Regions from separate parts of the Mus musculus genome. Here region 1 is linked to region 2. Evidence: chromatin loops called from intact Hi-C (ENCODE). Cell type or tissue: gastrocnemius. All regions are shown on one strand. Links, peaks and the distances in the headings refer to the core of each region. The heading gives the core; the rest is flanking DNA. Region 1 holds the start of Tcl1b5 (T cell leukemia/lymphoma 1B, 5). Region 2 holds the start of Gm31884 (a long non-coding RNA gene).

Region 1 (11,853 bases), core at 1,511-9,510, 120 kb after region 2:
TGAGAGGGCTCAGCCAGATGGTCACCATGATCTTCTGTGTGTGACACAGTCATGTGCCAGGAGTCTGAGCATGCTGAACACTGTGTCACCTGTCTCATGGTTTCTATGAAGCAGGAATCCTGTATTAGGTGGGTAAGATGGTAAGATGCATGCCACATCCACAGCCATACTCAACCAAGGGCAGTATACAAAAGTACAAACTCCAGGAGGCACAGGGAGCCACTTTAGGTGGAGCCTACTGGATACTTTATGTGTATTCAACTCCATAGACCTCCAACCACTCCCTGAGTTTGTCAAGTGGTTTTTTCCTCTAGATTTTGCAAATGATGTTTCCTAACCGTAGAATTCCCTTCCAGCCTACACCTACCTCCTCCCATAGTTATGCCTTCCCATTGGGCACACACAGCAGCATGTCTACAGCTCAGGGCTCACTGCATATGCATAACACCTGTGTGTGAAACAGTGAATGGACTCCCAGCTGGAAAGCCAGACACTGAGTCTCCATTGTAAGTCCCCTGTCCAGGGTTGTGTGACTTCCCCCAGGGAGCCCTGCATCATCCCAGTAACTGGGTCCAGCTCCAGGTCTCAGTTGCTCTGCTCTGAAATGACTTTACCCTGCAATTCAGAGATGTGTTTTCCTGGACCGGCTCTTGAAATTCTCTGCCTCCATCCTCCCCGAGCCGAGTATCTCTGTGACCCTGCCCAAAACTGGAAGTTCATCATAATACCAGGAGCTGCCTTGCTTATTCTCAGAGTCTATGGATGCAAACAGGAGTGTGTTTCTCTGTCAGGGGTCACACACCGTAAAGGTACCTTGGGCTGCTGTCTGTCAAAGATAGGAATATGCATGTTTCATCTGCATGAATTATTGTTTCTGATGTTATTGGGGGAGGGGGGCTTCCCGTTTACATTCGGGACACAGAGAGAAGCTGCCATTACAGCATCTGGTTTTTGTTTTTGTTTTTTTCCCCTTCTCACAGAGTTGATCAGAAGAAGCCAGGAGGTGGGAATCAAGGCTCTGGGAAGTTCACCCGGAGAGCAGCAAACGTTGGAAGGTGCAGCACAGGGTCAGGTCTACATCCACACACAGAGGGACTGATGGTAACCAGAAGCCAATAAGAACCACAAGAACCATCAGCACTACTCGGTTAGGGACGAGATTGGAGTCTCTGGAATCTTCTGGAAAGCTTTTATCAACTGAGGCTGGCTCACCTCACCATGTGGGTTAGCAGAAGACTTATGTACAGGTTGCAGAACAACCTTAGGTGGAGGCAATGGGACAACATCAAGAGAAATCAAGCAGTAATGAGTGGGCCTGTATACCTGACCTGTGGCACAGGATCCCCACACTCTGCCATGCAGTGTGACTTTATGCCTCTCAAATGCGTTGAAAGCATGGGCCATTTGATATTATGACATAATTCTGTCTTCTTTAGAGTCTGTGCTCACAAGCTGCATGGGCAAGTTTACGTGTGTGTGTGTGTGTGTGTGTGTGTGTGTGTGTGTGTGTGTATGCATATGTATATAAATTTAAAAATCAATTTTATTAAAATTAAGTAAAGAAGATAATATGCACATTTTATTTTGAGCGTGTGTCAGTCCATTACCACTTCAACTAGTTTTTTAATTGGATATTTTCTTTCTTTTCGGTTCAAATGTTACCCCCTTTCCCCATCCCCCCAAACTCCCTATCCCACCTTCCTCCCCTACTTCTATGAGGGTGTTCACCCACCCACCCACTGACCCACACCTGCCTCCCGGCCCTTGAATTACCCTATATTGGGGCATCGAAACTTCATAGGACCAAGGGCCTCTCTTCCCATTGATGTCTGACAAGGACATCCTCTGCTACATATAGCTGGAGCCATGGGTCCCTCCATGTGTACTCCTTAGTTGGTGCTTTAGTCCCTGGGAGCTCAATGGGGTTTTGTTGGTTGATATTATTGTTCTTCCTATGGGGTTGCAACCCCCTCAGTTCCTGCAGTCCTTTCTCTAACTCCTCCATTGGGAACCCCAGTCCAGTGGTTGACTGCGAGCATCTGCCTCTGCATTTGTCAGGCTCTGGCAGAGCCTCTCAGGACACAGCTATATCAGGCTCCTGTCAACAAGCACTTGGTGGCATCTACAATAGTGTCTGGGTTTGGTGACTGTATATGGGATGGATTCCCAGGTGGGGCAGTCTTTGGATGGCCTTTCCTTCAGTCTCTGCTCCACACTTTGTCTCTGTATTTACTCCTGTGAGTATTTTGTTCCCCATTCTAAGAAGGACTGAAGCACCCACACTTTGTTCTTCCTTCTTCTTGAGCTTCATGTGGTCTGTGAATTATATCTTGGGTATTCCGAGCATGCAGAGAGTCAAACAACCCTATTAAAAATGTGGTACAGAGCTAAACAAAGAATTCTCGACTGAGGAATACCGAATGGCTGAGAAGCACCTAAAGAAATGTTCAACATCCTTAGTCATCAGGGAAATGAAAATCAAAAACAAACAAACAAACAAAAAACCCAACCAAACAAAAAAATCCCTGAGATTCCACCCCACAGAAATCAGAATGGCTAAGATAAAAAACTCAAGTGACAGGAGATGCTGGCAGGGATGTGGAGAAGAAGGAACACTCCTCCATTGCTGGTGGGATTGCGAGCTGGTACAACCACTCTGGAAATCAGTCTGTTGGTTCCTCAGAAAATTGGACATAGTATTACCTGAGAACCCAGCTATACCACTCCTGGGTATATACCCAAAAGATTTTCCAACATATAACAAGGACACATGCTCCACTATGTTCATAGCAGCCTTATAAGAGCCAGGAGCTAGAAAGAACCCAGATGTCCCTCAACAGAGGAATGGATACAGAAAATGTGGTGCATTTACACAATGGAATATTACTCAACTATTAAAAACAATGAACTCATGAAAATCTTAGGCAAATGGATGGAACTAGAAAATAGTATCCTGAGTGAGGTAACCCAATCACAAAAAGAACACACATGGTACGCACTCACTGATAAGTAGATATTAGCCCAAATACAAGTTATATTTTTAAAAATCACTGAAGAAAAATCTTACAGCGTTTTAACTTAGTTGAGGATTTTGTGTTGGGGCTGTATCCATAGCTATCCTGGGTGGGGCAGCTGACCCAGGGGTCCATGGGCACTCCTATAGTTTACATAGAACACAGGCGTCAACTGCATGACTTGAGAGGAGACAGAGCTGTGCCTGAACACTGCTAGGCCTGCTCTTGCATCGCTGGATCTAGAAAGTCAGGAAGCCGTGGGAGGGTGAAGCCCTGGAGAAAGGTCTGAGTTCAACCAAAGGTGATTCATATGGAGACTTATTATTCTGGCCCCAAACAGTCCAGGGGACAGGCCTTGAAGGCCGCAAATGTCCTACAGGTGTCCCAGCCTACAGACTGTGGTTTGATTCTGGATTAACCAGTGACCAACTGAGGTTGTCTTGTACAGATGACCTACTCACAAATATGAGGTGAGTCCAATCTCTCTCTCTCTCTCTCTCTCTCTCTCTCTCTCTCTCTCTCTCTCCTGTGTGTGTGTGTGTTTGGGAATGTATGCATTTTTGTAGGGTACTTGGCTCATGTATCAAGATGCCTCCTGCACTGGTAGTGTTAGGCTGGATCATCTGTGAGGGAGACATGTTGGTGGGGGATAAGGTGTGAACTCCAGTATCTGAGGCTACTGTAATCATCAGGAGTACTGCACGGACCCACTGAATTCTCAGAGCTCCTGGCCTTAATCCATCCCTGTATCTGCATCATGACAGAACTGGACTTGGAGTTGGATAGCAGCTGAGACACAGCAGATCACAGCCACTTGGGCTGTGACAGGTCTGTGTGCATTGGAGGGCTGGTAGTCATTTGTGTCTGTTTGGCCCATGGCCCTGCTCATATGCTGTGGTAGGTTCTTGTAGCCTAAGAATGTGAACAGTACAAGAATCCCTACTGACCCTCTCCTCACACAACAGTGAGTTCAGCTTGGTGGCTAAACATTAAAGAGAGATTGACAACATCTGCCCCTAATGAAATTTTGGGATTCCAAGATCCCCCATATCCTGGAATGAGCGCTCAGATCTCAGCAATAAGAGAGGCAAATCAGTGGGAAGGAGAAATGCTGTCATTAGAAACCCAAGGGAAACCTCTGGAAGATGGATGATGGTTCATTTCAACATATGTGAGATAGGAAGGTTCATCACTTTCTGAGACTGAGCCAAGTGTATGAACTCTTAAGTGCAGCCTCACGACATAGGCAGGTGAGGCAGGAGGATCTGGAGTTTAAGCCTGCCTGGGCTACCCAGTGAGACTCTTGTCTCAAAAAACAAACACAAGAGGGACAAGAGAGGTGGAAACTAACTGGAAACAGAAGATGGCCAGGAAGAGGATAGAGAGATGGCTCAGTGCTTAAGAACACTGGCTGCTATTCCACAGGTTCTGAATTCAAGGCCCAGCAACCACATGGTGGCTCACAACCATTTGTAATTGGATCTGATGCTCTTAATTGCTGAGCCATCTCTCCAGCCACTGTCTGAGCCTTAGTCACAGGAACCCAATGAAACCCTATCACATTGTGGCCTCTAGCCCCCATCTTAATCCACAGCTGCTGCCTCAGTTCCAACTCCAACCAGACCCTGTTGCTTTAGACTGTCTACCTCCTGCCAGCCTGTCCTTCTGTCCCAGTTCCCTGGAGTGGCTGAGCAGGAGCTCTGATAGCACCAGTGCCTTCCCTTGGCATCCCAGAGCTCCTTTACTGTGGGTGGAATCACCTCCCCTGCCTGCACTTAGTGCCTGGGGATTGGAGAGGGCTCCCTCTGCTGGGGGAGGACGGCACTGCTGGGCAGAGCTCATCTTTGGGTAGGAGAAACACCCTGGAGAGAAGCCTGCACTTCTCAAAGACTCCCCATGCCAGGGAGCAGAGAGTGGCATGTTGGACAGGAGACATAACCACCTGTCGTCCATGTTGTGGACAAAGACTGGCTGAGGACCAAAGGCCTGACCCCCATGCCCATCATGGCCTCCCAGGGAGATATTCTGAGCCTCCACCTGGACTCCCACAGACTCTGGGGGACTCAGCTAGGCTGGCAGAAAAGTGTCAGAGCCAAGAATAGGCGAGTCATGGCTTCCCATTGCCGCCCTCCTCACTCAGGTCATGTCTCAGTTTTCCCATCTGTTTAATGGGGTCTGCAGGCACCAGTCTAGAGTTGCAGGAAGACATGAATGTAGGGCCTAGAGTCCTAGTTAGGGATACCATTGCTGTGATGAAACACCAAAAGCAAGATGGAGGAGAAAGGGTTTATGTGGCTTACACTTCCACATTGTAGTCCATCCTTAAAGGAGGTCAGGGCAGGAACAGGGACAGAAACCTGGAGGCAGGACCTGATTACTGCTTGCTCCCCATGGCTTGCTCAGCCTGATTTCTTACAGAACCCAGGACTACTAGCCCAGGGATGGTTCCACCCACAATGGTGGGGGGCCTCTCCCATGGATCACTGATTAAGAAAATGCCCTACAGGTTTGCCTGCCCCCAGATCTTATGGAGGCCCTTGCTCAATTGAGGTCCCCCTTTTTCAGGTGACTTGAGCCTGTGTCAAGTTGACATGAAACTAGCCAGGACACCTAGGAAATGCCTAGCATGGCCTAGGGGTGTACATAGGCTGTTAGAACGGTGGTGTAGCCTGTGCACAGCCATGGGTCAGATCTCCAGCCTCACACAGACCTGGGCACAGTGATGTAATTCCTACGCTAGCAAGCTGAGGCAGGAGGATCAGGAAGTCATGGTCACCTTGGGCTAAAATGTGGTTTGAGGACAACTCAGGCTCCAGGAGACCCCAATGAGAGAAGAAAAGAGGAGAGCAGGCTGGGGGGCAAGGGGTTGGAGACGGAATTGGCTGACTTGGTGACACCCTTGTTCTATACATTTGTAATGAAATCAACTTGATTGTGGTTTTCAAAAGGAAAAGGGAGTATATTATAATCAGGTCTTGAGAGCACAGGATGCTGTTACCTCAGGGCTGCTTTCTGAGAAACCTCCTGTAGCCTCAGCACAGCAGAGTTCAGGACTTGGCCCAGGACACTTGGGTGCTCAGAGTCTGGGGCAGAGAACAAGGGTAATCAGAAGCCCCTATGTCCCTTGCCCGTCCCCATCAGCCTCCATAATATCTTGATCACAGGCATCGGAGGGTCATGGGCTTTTATTCCAGGAGAAGAAATTAAGCTCAGTTGTGTCTTATGCAGCTAGCCCCGGGGCTTCTGTTCTCAACCTGTTGGTCACAGCCTGCTTTGCAGCCTCTATCTCCCCAAATATTTACATTATAATTCATAGCAGTAACAAAATTACAGGTAGGAAGTAACCCTGAAATAATTTTATGTTTGGGGGTCACCACAGCACGAGGAACTGTATTAAAGGGTCCCAATGTTGAGAAGGTTGAGCACCACTGTGCTAGATCCAGAGGGTCAGCTGACAGGAGAGCTCCTGATGAAGACATGTTGGAGAGGTGGTGTCCAAAATAATTCCCTGAAATCTGGGCAAGGTAGAAAGAGAAAGCTCTGCAGTGGGCGAGCCTAAGACTCTCAGGGCACCTGGTGAGTTGAGCTTCTGACCCAGGTGCCAGAACTAGGTTTCTTATTCTGCCCTGACCCCTGCTCTACCTGTTATGAGTTCTCTGTCATTCCCCTGTCTGACCGCATTTAAGAAGGCAGGCAACCAGACAGCCTCATTACTATGGCTGCTGTGTCTGTTGATCCCCAGAGGCCACTCCCAGTCCTCCTGGTCTCTGTTAGCCTGGGCATCTATGAGGATGAACATCATAGAGTGTGGATAGCTGTAAACGTGGAAACTTCTCATTCATCACATGGCAACAGGGTGAGTTTCAGGGCTCCAGACAGGTTATTCCCCAACTCTTATACCTAGTGGGCTAGGGTGTGTGTGTGTGTGTGTGTGTGTGTGTGTAGGTAGGTGTTGTTATTACCATTTCAGAAAATAGCTGACACAGGTCTCTGAATAAACCTTTTCTATACCTAGGCCCATACCCTGGAGCTCTCTTGGAGGCCTCACAGGTCCAACTAATACACAGGTGCAGAGCCCTAGTAGTGAGGACTCTGTCACCAACAGTCAGAGAAAACATGCTGAGAAAGCTGGGCTTTGTGGGATGAGTAGGAGTTCTACAGGTCAGAAAAAAAAAAAAAAAAAAAAAGCAACTCTGGTGCCAGGCAGATTCCCTGGAAGGAGCAAATGTGAGTGCCAGCACTACTTTCCCCATTTCTGCAAATCATAATTCATCTGCTGCTGTTGCTCCCAGACTTGAGTGGCCTGAAGAAGTGTTTGACAGCGAAGGGATCCTTACACTAGGAGCTGACTACGGGACTTGGGGGAAGTCCTAATGGGTTCTGTGATCTGCAGGTGATGTAGAGACCCACACTGCTGGAAACCTGCTCTGGACCATGGCTTTAGTCCACAGCAGGTCCTTGGGGGCTAAAACACTCTCTAATGAAGGCTCTGGGTATCAAAACTGCTCCCCAGTGTCCTGGAAGAGACTATGGGACACCTCCCCTGTCTGGGGGTGGAGAGGAAATAGGGGCGTTAGGTCTCTTTGAATGCTAGGTTTTTCCTGCAGCCCCATCACCCTATCCTAACCTTTTCTAGCCCAGCAGCCCTTCCCTGAAGCTCCCCTGACTCCCTGAATACCTCAGCCATTTTGGCAATGGGACTCTCTTTGTCCCTTATCCTCTCCCTCCTCGCAGGAAGGAAGGAAGGAAGGTAGAAAGGAAAAAAGGAAGGGAGGGAGGGAGGGAGGAAGGAAGGGAAGGAAGGGAAGGAAGGAAGGAAAAAAGAAAGAAAAGAAGAAAGAAACAGAAAAGAATTTTGTTAGGGTATAAATGAAAGAGCTGCAAAGGAAATAATGTGTAGTCAATTAAATTCAAACAAAGGCACATGTCTCCCAGCCATTCTGCTTCTGGGCTGGGCTTGTGTTGAAGCAGCCATTGGTCCCACGTGTGCATAGAGGGGCAGGTGCAGCAACCAAATGAGCTCCTTGTACAACTAAGTGTAAAGGAGAGGGGGCAGGGAAGGGTCGGATGGCATTTGTAAAAGGAGGAACCTGAGGATCCAGGCAGAGCTGTCTCTAAGGGATACATCCACCAGAGGTGCCCTGTGGAGTGCCTTCACAGAGACAGAAAGCACAATGGTGGGAGGGAGGGGGAGTTCCAAGACCCTATGGTTGCCATAGGTTTAGAGCAGGTGAGTTTACGAAAAGACTCTGGGATGGGATGGGGGCCATCTCAGGACCCCCCTTACCACCCCCGTGCACCCCGAAATCACCACAGTGGCCAGGAAAAGGTTCCATAGGAATAGAAAGATTGGAGAAATTTAGGCACAGGTGGCCCTGAATTATTTCCCTAATTAAGACAATTTCCCCTCTGTTTGTCTGTCTCTCTATCAACCTACAGATTACAGTAACGAAGACTTTTCAACATGCTACCAAAATGTTCCACAACTGAGGCACATTACAGCCTCCTTTTACTTTTTATGTTGCAACAGGGTCTCATGTGTGCATGTATGTGTGTCTGTGTGTCTCTGTGTGTGTTCTGTATGTTTGTGTACATACCTGTTCATATGTGCATATGTGTGTGTGTGTATACAAGTGTGTGCATTTGCATGTGTGTGTGTCTGTGTAACATTCAGGTGAGCTGCCCTGTGACTATCTTATTCCCTTGATAAAACATCCTTCCCTAAATCTGCAGTTACAATGGCAGCCAGCCAATCCCAGTGGTCCTCCTGCCTCAGCTCCCCAAGCACTGGTGCAAATATAACTGTAGCTTTTTACTTGGGTGCTGGTGATTCAAACTTAGGGGCTCCTGCCTGTGCGGCAGGTGCTCTTATCTACCGAGGCATCTCCCCACTCTCTGTCTTACTTTTCAGAAGAGAATTTTGAAAACTCTACAAATGGCCAAGACAGAGCCCCAAGGGGCCATTTAGTGCCATGAAAGACACTGCTAGCCTGGAGACAGTGGCTACTTTGTGGGACATACCCTGGGGTTGAGCAGGGTTGGTAGAAGAGAGTGCCAGAGAGGCAGAAGAGCAGCAGACACCCCAGGCCCTGAGGAAGAAGACCTAGGTGCTGGAGACAAGGCTCTGGTTAGGGATGTTGACCACTGCAGCAAACAAGCTAGGCCCAGGATGGAGGATGGAACCCTGCTCCTAATGTACCGCTCTCTCTGTTCCCTTCAGATTGAAACATGTGTAACTGTGCACTTGCAGCATATGACCACACTCCCCCAGGAGCCTACTCCCCAGCAGCCCATTAATAACAACTCTCTCCCCACGATGTGGAGATTAGAGTCCAGGAACACATACACGGGAACAGATGGGACATACTGGAGATTACTGGATCATTCCCAGGCAAGTGTTGGGTACCTCAAGATAAAAGCTGCAGCAGGTGTCCAGTGCTTTTCATTCTGACCCACCCCTGGGAGGGAGGTTCTCCCTCTCTTCCCCCAAGTCTAGCCCTTGGTCCATTTTTAGTGGACGATTGGAACCTATGATATGACAAAACTTTTATGGGGAGATGAGACAAACTGAAGTACCCAGCACAGATTGGGAACCCACAACAGACCAAAGTGTGCACAGAACAGAAGCCCAAATTGGTGAACCAGTGAACTTTACTGGGATTACATACAGGAACACCAGTGAGGGGTCGCTCGCAGGAGCTGAAATGACTCAGTTGCGTGCATCAACAAAGAACTTAATGGTATTGGTGACAGACAGTTCACAAAAACGGGGACCTTGAAGCACAGTGTCCAGGCTACAGTCAGCTAACAAGTTGGAGAGTGCCCTTTCCAAGTGCCTCTGCTGGTCTAAAGCTCTTCCAGGCAGCTGGTCGGATTCTTCTGGGTCCTTTTGTCTGAGTCTTTGAGGCTTGACTCTGCTGCTTCTGACAGGGAGGGACAGTGTGATTCTGCTCAGTTTCAGGGAGTTCTTGAAGCTACTTTTGTAGTTGTTACTTCCCTGCTTTAGGAAGTGACTGCTATGAAAGAAAAGGTCAGAGGGAAGGAGAGAGGAGGCAGAGAGGGAGAGGGAGGAGGGGAGAGAGAAGGTAGAGAGTGAATGCCCATGGGGACACTTCTGCCTACTGGTGTAGGTGTGAAAGTAATGCTTCCCTCTGGCTACAGAATCCAGAGACCAGGTCCCCTTTTGCTACTTGTCCCTTCCTGATGCCTCAGGTCTGAATGGGTTACTAGGGCTGGCTAGATTTGCCTTACAGGACCCTGATGGCTATTCCCTCTCCTACAGATGGGCGACACAGTGCAACTGACCCTGGACATAATAATAGGCGAGGATGACTGAATGATGGGAGCTGCTGGGAAGGTTTGTCAGGGTCAGGGACCACGACCCTCACTGGTGAGGTCACACAGGTAGCTGCTGACTTTCCCTCTTTATAGGAAGCCAGTGCTGGCATCTCTCCCTGAGCTTTCCTTGTGTAACGCACACAGGAGCACAGGACCTCACTGGGATGACCTAAAGTCACCGCTCAGCCCTGGGGGAAAAACCTGAATGTTCTGTGTTCCACATCATAGCTAAGTAAAAGAGCACTGTGTGTTGGAATTGTGGGTCCTATGATCTCAGAGTCCTATGATCACACTAGAATCCACTGACTGTGTCTCTCAAGTTTAATCATAATCTGCTGTGTGATCCTGGCTCCAGAGGACCTACACTAGGCATCTCCACCAGCCTTGTAGCAGCTCTACCTGGCTGTGTAGAGATTGGACCATGGGCAGGGCTGGCTGGAGCCCAAGCCTTTGGATCTAGGACCCAGTTCTGCAGCGATCCACTAATCAGTGTCTCATTTGCCTTCTACAGGTCTTGATAGCCTGGCTGGCTCCTGCCCCTGTGCCCTCGGGGTAGACTTTGCACCCAACCCTCTGCTTGTTCCTCAAGTTTCTAGTTCTACCACACCTCCTGCCATGACTAGACCTGCTTTTTAGATTATCTACTTTCTGTGAGCCTTGCCTATCTCTGTCCTGACCATTCTCCCTAGCTGGAGACAAACTGCATCTTCTCTTGCTCACTTTGTGCCTCTGACACTGACCTTATAGATGGCTTTTCTTAAGACCCCTCCTCCATTCAAACTCCTCCACCTGGGCTTCTAGTGCCTTGTGTGGCAGGAGATTTGTCCCCATTTACCTTAGGATGTATACAGGTGCCTCTGGAGGAGGTACAGATAGGGACTCTATGCCCTGTGGGCCTCTGAGCCATCACTGGCAAGAAGTTCGACTGGTGCTGGGTAGAGGACACTACGTGCTCAGTAGCTTGAAGGCACAGTGGGAGACTTACAGAGAATATCTGGAGTACTTGTCCAGGTGCTCAGTTCCTTGGCTCCAGGAAGTGAATCTGACCCTAGGCCCCTCCCAACCCCAACTTGTTTTTAACTAATTAAACTTTACTGTTTTTACTTAAGATTGTGTGCTGAGCTGGTCTGTGTTTAGCCGGGCTCTAGTGCAGAAAGCAGAAGTGGTCTCCAAACATGACAGGAGCATGTATGAGCTCTTTAGGATGTTTCTACAGTGGGAAGGGTGGTTACTGCTCTATTTAAGCAGCAGGAAATGGGGTTGGGGGCTCCTGGGGGGGGGGACGTTTTAGAAGAGAGGCTGTGTGGGAGTGGGTAACCCTGTACTGAGAACAGGCCAAGAAGAAGTGATGTCACGTGGAAGAAGGAAGAGCAGTCAGTGATGGAGCTGACAGTGTGTCACTGCAGGAAACCTGGTACTACGCTACCCACTGGGGAGGAAGTGTCCTTGCACATGAAGACAACAGGTGATGCAGGGAGTAGTAGGGCAGGGACCCAGGCCA
Region 2 (11,853 bases), core at 1,754-9,753:
AGGGAGAAAGGGACCAAGGCTGGGTTTGCCTGGTGGCGTAGCATGGCATAGCTCTGGTGAGGGGGTCTCCTGTGACATTCCAGGAAAGGGTCGTGTAAGGCCTGCCCGCTGCAAAGTTTCCCAGGGTGACCAGCCTCACTGTGTCTATTTCTGCCTCCCTTAGAGACACCTGTTGTCTTGAGTGCTAAGCTCTCACGTCCTGTCTCTATTCCTCCCCAGCCCCCACCTCCACGCCCTCCCCACCCCCACCCCAGCTTTCTGCCTGTTACAGCTCCCCTCCCCCACTCCTGGCAACACAGCCAAATAAGACATACACTTTCATAGTCCCGCTGCCTTGAAGTTTAAACCTGCTATTTTTTATTTCATTGAACCGAGGCGAGCATATAATTAAGATGACTGAAGTTCTCAGTCTCCTGCCCCTGACCTTTCCGCCCAGAGCCCACCAGTTTCTGTCGCTGGAGTTGTTTCTTCTGCCTCTGTCGCTCTCAGCGCTCCTGGCACTGTTTTCCAGTCCTACCTGAATTCATTCGTTTATTTTTTTTACAACTTAGTGAATAAAAAATGTAAGTGTTTTATTTCATTGCTCGGCTATCCGACTTCTGACCCTCACTCGATTATAACAACAGTGCCTGCGTTACGTGTTCTCTTCTTCTACCATGTAAGTTCCAGGGATTGGACTCGGGTCGTCAGACCTGGCAGCAGGTGCTGTAATGGCCAACGTTAACCTGTCAGCCTCCCTTGGCCCACGGACAGAGAACTTCCTGGACTGCTGGAGGCCGTGGTTTATGGGAGATGGCAGACCCCAGGTTTTCCCCTTAAACAAACACAATCCTCTTTATTCCTTTCTCCGCTGGAGCATGGTCCTAAGCGCTTCATGAAGAACAGGCATGGGAATGGCACTCTTTTGTGACCAGCTCTTCTGAAAAGGTTTTGTCATATCTGTGTGTTATGGAAAAGCTTGGCTGTGCCCAGAGACGCTTACCCTCCAAGTCTGGTGGCAAGGCCTCACTCTCATGAGCATCTACAGCTCTGTTGGGAAGTACAGTGAAGGGCTTTCTTAGGAGCCATTTGTCCCCTCCCCTCCTTTCTCCTCCCCACTCTCTTCTGCCGGCTTTCTGTCTGCAGAGCCAGATCTACAGACTCCATTTGTCGCTTCTTGGGAAATCCCACCTTTGACCCGTTAGTCAGAGGTTGGATCGCAAACCAATCCTGATTTTATCTTTTTCTCTTCCTTTTTTTCAGACCTTGGATGTTGTTCTCTTTTAGGAAGCCCCCCTCCCATTTCATTCCTTCTGTCCCTCAAATGTCTGCTGTGTGTCTCTTGGTTCATGGTCCTGCAGCCTCAGGGGAAACTGTAAACGTAGCTTTTATTCACCAGATAGGCTCACCTTTCCTAGTTCTTTCTGAACTCTGCCTGGCTGGTTCAACTCAGCTGTTCTGGCCCAAACTCCTCTCCAAGCTGACTGATTCAAATTGGCCTCTCTCAGCTTCTGGCTGAATTGCTCTGCTTAGCCTCAAATTAACTGGCAATCTGTTCTAATCTTCTGACTCCTTCCCGTTCTCTGGCTCCTGTATTCACTTACAACCTGTCTCCGTAAAACTGTCCTAGTAAAACTGCCTCCTCTCTCTGGGACTCTCTTAGTTACCTCTCCTCTCTGCTCTCTTAAATAGCGTCTCTTTCCTGTCCTGAAACATATCTCTGACACGCTCTGTCAGATTTCTCTCTGGTTCATCACTTTGTCTGCCCCTCAATTAGATTCCACTATCAAATCTGTCTCCTTCCTTCTATAAACTAACCTTACTTTCATTGTTTGGGATTAAAGGTGTGTATTAAGGAAGTGTCTGTATTCCAGCCGTACCATACTGTAATCCAGAATGTGTCTGCATTCCAGCTGGATCATAAAGACCTAGAAGGTCTTTGGATGTGATCCCTTGCCAGAGCAGCCATGTAGAGGATTAAAATTCCTCTACAGGGAACACCATAATCACTTGCCCTGAGCTGCTGAGCACAGGACCAGGGTGTCCCATACTCTCTTGGTACTTAGCTTCTGCTTCAGGCCCTGTGATGCTCCTGGGAGCTAGGAAGGCTATTGGAGGTGTGTTCAGTTATGTTTAAGGATGAAGGAAGCAAGGAAGGCTAGTCACCCCTGGCTGGATGCACACAGGTGGCGTTGTGGGCCTCCTTGAATGCTTTTGATGGGCATGTGTTCTTTTGGGGATCCTGTACCGAGAAAGTTTCCGCAGTAAGGGCTCTAGAGAGGAATGGGTGGCCACAGGGCTAACACTTGCACCCTCCCAGGGTCTTGCGCGCACCGGACTGGCCAGCAGTAACGACGCTGCAACAGGATCCTTCTGTACATGTTTATTGGGAGAGCTTGATTGCAGAGGCGAAGAGACCCCAAGCCCAGAACTGGTGCTGCTTATATAGGCCTAGGAGAGGCGTGTCTCACACCCGGATTGGTTATGCACTAAGCCTCATTTGCATGTTCCTCATCTGATTGGCTTCTCTCTCTCTCTCTCTCTCTCTCTCTCTCTCTCTCTCTCTCTGTACCTCACAGAGCCTCATTATCATACCTCATTTGCATGTCTCACATCTGATTGGTTATACTCCCAAAGCCTCATTATCATGCCCGGGCCAGGCAGTGTCTTTGCAAAAAACTTTACTGCATATGTACACATTGGTTGTTTGTCCAAACTTATGCGTGGTGGCCAGCAGTAGTCAGTGCCACTCTGCAACGGCACATGTGGCTTCCCACACCAGGGGAGCAGCGCAAGGATGTGCATCTTTAGGACCTACAGGGAGGAGACACTGGGGGTGGCTGCCTGAGGAAATGACCGCTTCCAGGTACGGTTCATCAGTAGGGTTTCATTATAGATATGAGGGAGAGTACAGCCAGGGGCATCTGGAGGAGTCCAGAGCAGAGAGGGAAAGGGGACTGACCATGCCTAGCAGGTTGAACTTGGGCATGAGAGGAGAGAGAGAGAATGATAGAGGAGGAGAAGGAGACCACCAAGGACAGGACCCCAAAATAGGGTTATAAGGAGAAATGGGGGGTGGGTTCCTGAGCTGGAGAAGTTGAGCTCAAACTGGAGAAGAGGCAAGACAAGTTGGGTACCCATGATCCTGAGGGAGCCTGCTGGCCAGCACGCACATTGCTGTTCTAATGGGCATCCCAGAGAGCCATTTGTCCCTTCTGCCCCAGATAAGGGAGTGGGCACCTTTGTTAGAAGGGGTTTCATAAGCTCCCGAGGAATGCCGGCTTTTGTCCAACTGCGGGAGTTTGGGGAGTGGAGTTTCCTTTGTCCTCTCATCCGGATGTCTCTCTGCCTACCGTGAGTTAGCAGCCTGATGCCTGCCTGTGAAGCAATCTCCCACTGACTTCAGGAAGCGATGGTATGAGCCAGGCACCGGGCGTGGACAGTCAGGGTCCAGCGGGGCTTGGAGCGCTCCCAGCCTGCGCACATCAGTGAAGGAGGCACAGTCATGGTCTCCTCCCAGAGCTGATCTCGTGCCAGAGCACCTGATCAGAGGGCACTTATGGCTGAAGGCCTGAATCTGGTCTATCAGTGTGGTCTCAGGGCGGCAATAGCCAGCAGCTGAGCTCAGAGACCCGACTCCATTAAGAGTCGTGGGTGCGCCCCAGTGTGTGGGTGCTCAACTTGTGCATGTAGCAGCTCAGACCTGGGGTCTGCTCTTAGCCCTCCTTCCTGCATACTGACACTCATCTGACTCTCTTTACTCGGAGAAGTCTTACTTACTACCCTGGCTGGAGAGTCAGCCCCTACTGCTCTTGCAGAACTCCAGTGTTAACTTTTGTGGCTTGATTCCGTCATGACGTGCACCCATACCTAAGCCAAGCTCGCCTATGTGAACCCTGGTGCGTGTGTTTGAACACAGGCATGCACAGTCAGTCTACGGGCACGCATGCATTTGGGTATCATCTAAAACATTTACAATGATGTGGGTGTTTCACCTGGCTTTCTGAGCAGGCTTTCTGGAGTCATGTTGCATCTTGTTAGGTAGAGTAAGTGTTCTTCTGGGCCCAGCAGAGACAAAGGCTAGGGAAAGGGGGGCCTGGACAAAGAACAAAAGCCAGTTCAGGCACTTCCCTTGTAAGGCAGTTATGGGGACATAGAACTGAGACGCAAAGTGTTGATCAATATCGGATTTCTGACGGGGTTGAAGACTGGTAGTCTCGTAGCCAGCCTAAGCTGTTTATTGTTGAGAAAAATGATACAGAACTGAGAGGATGGTTTTCAAACGGCATACAATCTAAAGCCAGGACATTAGCCAGGCGCAGAACTATAGTCTTTTAAGTTAGGATAGAGGACAGCGTTCAATTTTATCGACAAAAATGTTGGGCTGGGTGTTAGGTCTTAATACCATATAATATACAAGATGGTAATAGTTGTGTTCAATTTATATTTTGAGAGAAAGTTTTTTTTTTTTAATTAAACAGAAAGGGTGAAATGTTGCAGGATTTTCTCTGTCCAATCACATTAGGGCAGTGGCAGGCCTGTGATTGGACAGGAAAAGGGAGGCGGAGCTAGGAGTTGGGGAGACAGGTGGTGGAGGGGAAGAAAGAGAACAGAGGCGGATGTGGTGTTATCTAAAGGTTACAATAATTGGGTTAAAGCTTTATCATTATCAATTGGCTCTGAAATTACTGTATTGGCGTCTTGTAAAATGTGATATTATTAATACATAAATCTAATTGGTTAACTGTAAGCTTAATTCTACTGGATAATTAGGTGTCGAGATGGCTAAGCAGGGGTGCCTGGGGGCAGTGCGCCGAAGCAAGAGGAACACGGGGCCCCTGTCCTAGAAATGGCTGGGCGGGAGCCCTGTGACCTCGCGGAGTCAGAGAGTTGGACGGGCGAGAGATGGAGCAAGTGAGATCATCTGGCCTGGGGGCTAGCTCCAGAGAGTTGGTGGCAGCGGCAGGAGCGAGGGAGAGTTGGCTGGTTCTTTATTTATTTATTTTTTATTTTTTTATTTTTTTGGTTTTTCGAGACAGGGTTTCTCTGTGTAGCCCTGGCTGTCCTGGAACTCACTTTGTAGACCAGTCTGGCCTCGAACTCAGAAATCCGCCTGCCTCTGCCTCCCAAGTGCTGGGATTAAAGGCGGGCGCCACCACGCCCGGCTCGGCTGGTTCTTTTTAAAAATATTTCCGGCAACAATCGGCTTACTTTTTGGGGAAGGATTAAGGCAGAGAACGTCAGTATTGTGCCAACTTGCCTCATGGTGCTTGGGAACTTAGCTCCTGTCTTACATAATCCCTGGGTCCCTCAGGTCAGGTAACCGAGCTTTCTTTGGTGACAGAAAACATTGGTGTGAATGACTCCATGTGGCTTCTTCATGGTTTGGAAGCCCAGGGAGGGAGCCCAGGCCAAGCCGGCAGCCTTCTGCAGTAGTTCTTGTTTAACAAAATAAGTGTGTGTGTGTGTGTGTGTGTGTGTGTGTGTGTGTAATGGCACAGCTAGGCCTTCACTGCACAGAACTTACAGAAGAGCAGTAAACATGTCTGTCTTGTCTCATTAGGAATCGATATACATATTTTAAGTAATTAAAAATTGTTTCTAGGCAGTAGTGGCACACCTTTAATCCCAGCTTTGGGAGGCAGAGGCAGGCAGATCTGAGTTGGAGGCCAGCCAGGTCTACTTAGGGAGTTCCAGGATAGCTAGGGCTACACAGAGAAATCCCATCTCAGGGGGAAAAAAGAAAACCCTAAAAGAAAAAGAAAATTTAAAAAGTTTAATTCTAGGTGGATTAATACTTACATAGTTTTAATTTGATCCACCAAAATAGAAGATCAATGGAATATTTCAAGGGTGTCTGAGATGCTTGGGTCTGGTGTCACGGGGTGTCATACCATAGAATACCAGAAGATGGCGCCATTGGTTCCAAAATGAGCCCTCGTCTGCTCAGGTGGCTCCCACCTGGCTCTCTTTCTGCAGTTGGTATATTAAGACACATTTCTTAGAACACTTTATGTGAAAAGCAAATCAGGCCACTTTTCATTTTCCCCTGAAGCACATCTGTGTTTCCTCTCATGGAAGCAGATCTTGCTCTGAGACGATTGGGGAGCAGGGAGTGGGTTTTGATATCAGTTTCATCAGAAATGCATGGTATGTCTCAGGCATTGTAACAGACCAGTGTCTGGTTTTCTCTCCGGGCTGAGAGTTGTTCTGGGGACAGGGGAGGAAGGTTGTGGATGGAAAACTGGCTGCTGCTTAATGTGAATAAGTTACTCAAGTTCTCTGGGCCTCAGTTTCCTGACCTGTACAATGAAAGATGGTTGATAGCTCCTGTTAAAGACTGCTCCAGAGACAAAGGCAATAAAGAGCATCTGCTTTTCTTACAGCAACAGCAAGCACCGAGGTTTATAGAGAAGAGTAGAGGGCGAAGAGAGGAGCCTGGGTACTGGGCAGAGCCAGCTTCTATTAGGTAAGGTAGGATAGCTGGAATTCACAGTGTTCTTCCCCAGGGGTTACAATACATGTGGCCACAGAGGTTAGGTATGGAGACATAGTAAGGGTCTCCCTAAAAAGGGAAGTAGACTAGGTAGTTATGGGTGGACAGGGACACACACACACACACACAGGGACACACACCTACACACATGGATACACACACAGTGACACACACAGATATAGACACACACAGACATGCACAGGGACACACACACACATGGACTCACACACAGGGACACATACACACTTGGATAGACACACACACATGGACACACACACACAGGGAGACACACAGATACAGGCACACAGACATGCACAGGGACACACATGCACACACATAGAGACACACACACACACACACACACACATACACATAGGGACACAGACTCAGCAGGAATGGAAGGGTCAGTGGAGCAGGGAGGGAGGGGGAGGGGGGAGAAAGGAAGTGAATACAAGTAGGGCTGCTAATATTTAAGACCATATGAGGGGTTGTGGGAAAACCTGATATAGTAGGCGTTTCTTAAATATATATACACATATGGGAGAAACCTAGATTGGAGTCATCAAATAATGGGGGAGACAAAGCCCCAACTAGACACCAAAGGAAACCTCTAGTGGGTTACATCTAATTGAGTTGTTGGCCAAAGCGGTCCCATGGAAACCCCAAATAACCCAAACTGTCAACAAGACTATTGGTTTCTCTCCACACGATGATGGTTACGGCCCTACTGCTGAAGACAACACCCACAGAAACCTATCGCTTTCACCCCTACTGATGAGTGTTTATGGTTCTGGAAACTACTCTGCACACTGTCAGAGGAGAAAGATAAAGAGCAGCCCAGCTACAAACAAACCCTGCAACCTACCATGGTGACCAGCCTACAAGAGACGCATTCTGGTGCATTCATGGTACAAACCATCCTCTATCTGACTGGCATCCAGGCTCAGTCCATGAGCCGACGGGACCCATGCTCAACACTGTCTGTGTGGCCACGAACCTGAGCCTGGTAAGCCGTGGACCAGTGTTCTGCTAAAGGAGTGTAGCAATAAAAATGACTTCTAATAACGTCCCTTGGTCCTCATAGATCAGTGTCTTGCTCAGCCAAGATCAGAAAAGTTTTCTCCTGCAGCATATGGGAACATAGAGACCCACAACTGGACAATGTGCAGGGAGTGGAGACCTGGGAACACTCAATCCTAAATGGGGTGTTTCTATCAAATCGCTCCCCTCAGGGCTCGGGGAACCCTATGGATGAGGAGGTGGAAAGATGGTCAGGGCCAGAGAGGCTAGAGACCACCAGGAAACAGTGTCTTCCAGATACGACGGGACACACATGCATGCACTCACGCATGCACACAGGATCACACAAGCTGAGGCAGCATGCACAGCTGAGAGGAAGTAGACACAAGTCCCATCCCTAACCTGGATGCTGTCTCCAATTAATAACTTCTCTCAAAGGGAAAATTAGTTTTCTCCAAGGGAGTCTCACTGGGTATACAAACTGCTCCTCAGGGCTGTCCCAGCCCGGCAGTCGATGGCCAACAGAAAGCTAACTCAGAAGTATTTGGGAGGTTTTCTTTGTCTCACAATGCTTTCTCTGGCCCATTTGTTTGTCCGTTTGTTTGTTTGTTGTTGTTTTTAGCCTTACAGATCTTTTATTTATATATTATGGTTTCTGATTTTTGTTTGTACAGAGTTTCTGCGTGAGTCTCAGTGTCTGTACGCGTTCCGTGTGCTTTTTCCTTGGTTCCTTTTTTTTTCTTTTTCCCTATTCTGGCTTGTTTCTCCGTTTTTGTTTTTTTGTTTTTTGTTTGTTTGTTTGTTTGTTTTTGGTTTTTTCGCTCCGTTTGTTTTTATCTTAGTTATTATTATTATTATTATTATTATTTTTTTTTTTAGATGTCTAATATTCTAATGAAAGAGAAAGAGCATGTGGATTTGGGGGTGGGTGGGTGCATGAGTGGAGATGTAAGGGGGTCTGGGAGGCGTTGAGGAAGAAGAAACTGTAGTCAGAATATAATACAGGAAAAAAATTTTCAATGTTAAAAAAAGGTATTCTGCCTGAGGGCTACAAGCAAGTTATCCAAGACTGTGGCCCCAGATGTTTAGAAATCTCCTAAGAACCTGCTAGTCCACCCGTGTCATATCCAGGACAGTCTGTTCCTACATAGTCACCCCCGCCCCGCCTCCCGGGGAGGGGTTTCCAGGGTGCCACTGGTTCTGCAGTGCTGCTGAGATCTTCCATCCAAGGGTTCCTTCCCCCCCCCCGCCCCCTCCCGAGACAGGGTTTCTCTGTGTAGCCCTGGCTGTCCTAGAACTCACTCTGTAGACCAGGCTGGCCTCGAACTCTGAAATCCGTCTGCCTCTGCCTCCGGAGTGCTGGGATTAAAGGCGTGTGCCACCATGTCCGGCGGGTCCGTTCTTCCAAGACTCATCTTAAAGAATAGGTGTGAAGAAGATTTGGAAAATGTGGTTTCAATGAAAATGCCTGCCCCCCTACCCCGTAGATTCAGAGAGTGGCGCGATTAGGAGGTGTGGCCTTCTTGGAGGAAGTGCGTCACTGGGGGCGGGCTTTGGGGTTGCGAATGCTCAAGTATGGACCTCTTTCTGCCACCTGCTGATCTGGATGGCTACCTCTCCAGAGCCATGTCTGCCAAAGTGCCACCGTGCTTCCCACCGTCATGGTAATGGGCTAAGCCTCTGAAAACCGTAAGCCAGCCGCAATAAAATGTTGTCCTTCATAGGAGTTGCTGTGGTCACGGTGTCTCTTCCCATGATAGAACATTTACTAAGCGAGAAGCGGGATATATGTGTGTGTTGAACATCTCCTGTAGGCTTATTGTCCAAAGACAGTGCTGAGTCTAGGAGCTGGTTGAAACCAGTCCTGTGGTTTCAGATTTAGGCACAGAGCTGAAAAGGGGATGGTCACTGGGGATATTGAAGAGCTGAATTGACAGTTTATATTATTAGAAATGTGGTTAGCATCAGTCTCCTTCGGAGCTACTGTGAACATTAAATGAGATAGTACAATTTAAAATCCCAACACCATATCTCTTCTCTCTCGCTTATGCCCCCCCCCCTTTCTCTCCCATCTCTCTACTGGAGATTGAATGGAGGTCTTGCATATAGCTACACAAGAACTCCACAGGACTATAAATATAGCTCAGTCATTTATTGATTGATTGATTGATTGATTGATTGATTGAGACAGGGTCCCATTAAGTTGCTCAAGCTGACCTTGAACTCACTCTATAGTTCAACCAGGCCTTGAACTGGTGGCCCTTGCCTCTGCACCACCAGCCGCACGCAGCTTCTTTGCTTTTTCCAGTCTCCTCTTGTGTTATTTTTCCAGCTTCCTCGTGGAGTTTAGAATCATTTTGTCAACAGATTCCCTTTTTAACTTCTGCTAGCCTACACACATTCGAGGCATTGAAAAATAGCTGCAATTTCAGCCTGTCCCCAGCCCTGCAAAACACTGGCTCCATTCGCCAGGAGACACTACCCTTTGCACACACTGAGGTCCCAGGGATGAGACCGCTCTTCTCTGCTGGCTCAGGCCCGGGAGGGATGGATCTCCACTGTGAGCACTTCTCACCCCTCCCCCTGGTGCCCAGGGTTTCTGTGTCCCCTGTGGAACACAGCCTGTGAGATGCTAGCAGCCAGAAGGATGCCCTTACTAATCTCATAACGTGTCAATCAGGACAGTAGCAGCCCCACCATGATGGTGCTGATGTTTGGTCAAGAGCGGGCCAGCCATTTTCTATACTTTCACCGAAGGGATCAATACAGGGCAAGGTCTGTGAAGGGGAACTTTATCCTTCCTAGGAGCTGCCTGGCTGGCTCCCAACAGGGAAGAGCAGCGGGAGAGGGTTGTACTGAGAGGCTAGAACAGTATACCAATCAGACCAAGTTCACGAAGCTCCTGGTGTGGGGACTTGGCCTGGAGGCCATGGCTTGCTGTCCCTGGGGTGTGGGATGTGTGAAGGCACGCTCTGACAGTAGTCACCTTCATAGTGTTGAGAGTATGGATTAGTGGCTTTATGGCTAAGCCTCACCCCCCTCCCTCTCATCCATACAGAGATTTTAGCTGTACGCAGGACATTTAGTAATAAAGACTACATCTCCCAGATGTCTCAGCTCCCTTGAGGCACCTGGGGCTGTGCACCTTAGTCCTGTCTAGTGGGGTGTAGACAGATATGTATCCTGGACTGGCCTTAAATTGGCAGTCTCAAGAAGACTTTCTCTCCCACCAGCTGAGATTACAAACCACTGTTCTTGGTACCTCTTCTCCTTTCCCGCCACTCTACCTCCCTCTTTTCTTCCTCGGTGTTTCTTTCTTTTAGATATCTTTAATCTGTCTTCATCCTTTTAATAAAGATTTAGTTGTGTGTGCACATGTGTGCATGTACATGTATGTGCGCCCATGTGTGCACGTGTGCGTGTGTGTGTGTGTGTGTGTGTGCGCGCGCGCGCATGCGCGCGCGCCTCCTCAGGTGCCTACTCCTATGCACATAATGCAGAGGCCAGTAGGCCACTTTCCACCTGTTCCTTTGAGACAAAGTTCCTCCCTGAGTCTGGGGCTTTCAATTTCTCTCCTAAGAAGGATGTAAGCAAGCTGCAGCAAGTGACCTTCCTGTCTTTGACCTCTTTGGAACTGAGGTTACAGCCAGGGCACTTGGCTTGTGACACTAGAGTTTCTGCCACCCACAGGGGAGCCCAGGTTAGCGAAGGCATGTTTTGTGTTCAGGTTCCAGCAGAATTCAGAGGGTGCTTGCAGTGTGTATACGAAGGCCAGAGGGTGAGCTTTCTGAGAGACAAGGTGTTTTCAAATTGAGAAATGGCCTCTTGGCAGAGCTCAAATGGATGGAGGTGCCAGTTGTTAGGTTTCAAGGGCTCCAGCTGTCCATATATCCAGAAATGAGATCAAACTGGGCTATAAGTGGGTTTCTAGCACATAAATAAAAGCCGGCATTCCTCAGGAATGTCTGCAGAAAGGAGTCACTTCCCTTATGTCTGGCAGAAGGGACATTTCAATTCCGGGGATGGCCTCCAGGCTCACTCAGCCCTTACATGTGTGTGCCAGTTAGACATTTCCAAGACCCCCAGCATTCTGACCCTCACACCCCAGCTTCCTGCTCTCTTCATACCCTCTGCCCGCTCCCCTGGCTACACGCTGGTCTCACGGTTCCCTCTACCTCTTGCTATTCTCCCCCTCTGACGGCAAGCCCTGGCCACCTCCTGCATGCTTTCTTTTCTCCCTGCTCTGGACTCTTCCCACTGCCTCTGGATGCTTTCTCTGTTTTACCTACAACAAAAATCTTTCACTCAACCACACCATGGAGCAGTCTTGTAGGCAGTTTCTTTACTGTGCCCCCTGG

Evidence for each region. Peaks named below come from ENCODE experiments on the same cell type or tissue, not always from the same donor. Only the 100,000 strongest peaks of a DNase experiment are listed, where the experiment ranks them.
Region 1: a loop joins it to region 2, with 6 times the contacts of the local background. A loop is called at or near these places in 10 of 42 quality-filtered maps.

The regions. Positions count from the first base shown.
Region 1 is chr12:105,169,686-105,181,538 of GRCm38, forward strand. It overlaps Tcl1b5 (T cell leukemia/lymphoma 1B, 5), which reads left to right and starts at 6,659. Exons shown (of 4, transcript NM_013776.2): 1 at 6,659-6,870; 2 at 9,235-9,405; 3 at 10,297-10,371; 4 at 10,864-11,460. The coding sequence starts at 6,730. The coding sequence ends at 10,350. In gastrocnemius, for the core only: a CTCF peak has its summit at 4,826 (motif pointing left); a DNase peak (open chromatin) is centred at 4,830.
Region 2 is chr12:105,045,207-105,057,059 of GRCm38, forward strand. It overlaps Gm31884 (a long non-coding RNA gene), which reads left to right and starts at 2,698. Exons shown (of 3, transcript XR_872957.1): 1 at 2,698-2,845; 2 at 6,366-6,448; 3 at 7,163-8,251. Gm31829 (a long non-coding RNA gene) reads right to left here. Exons shown (of 3, transcript XR_872956.2): 3 at 11,423-11,853. In gastrocnemius, for the core only: a CTCF peak has its summit at 5,871 (motif pointing right); DNase peaks (open chromatin) are centred at 3,488, 4,840 and 5,886.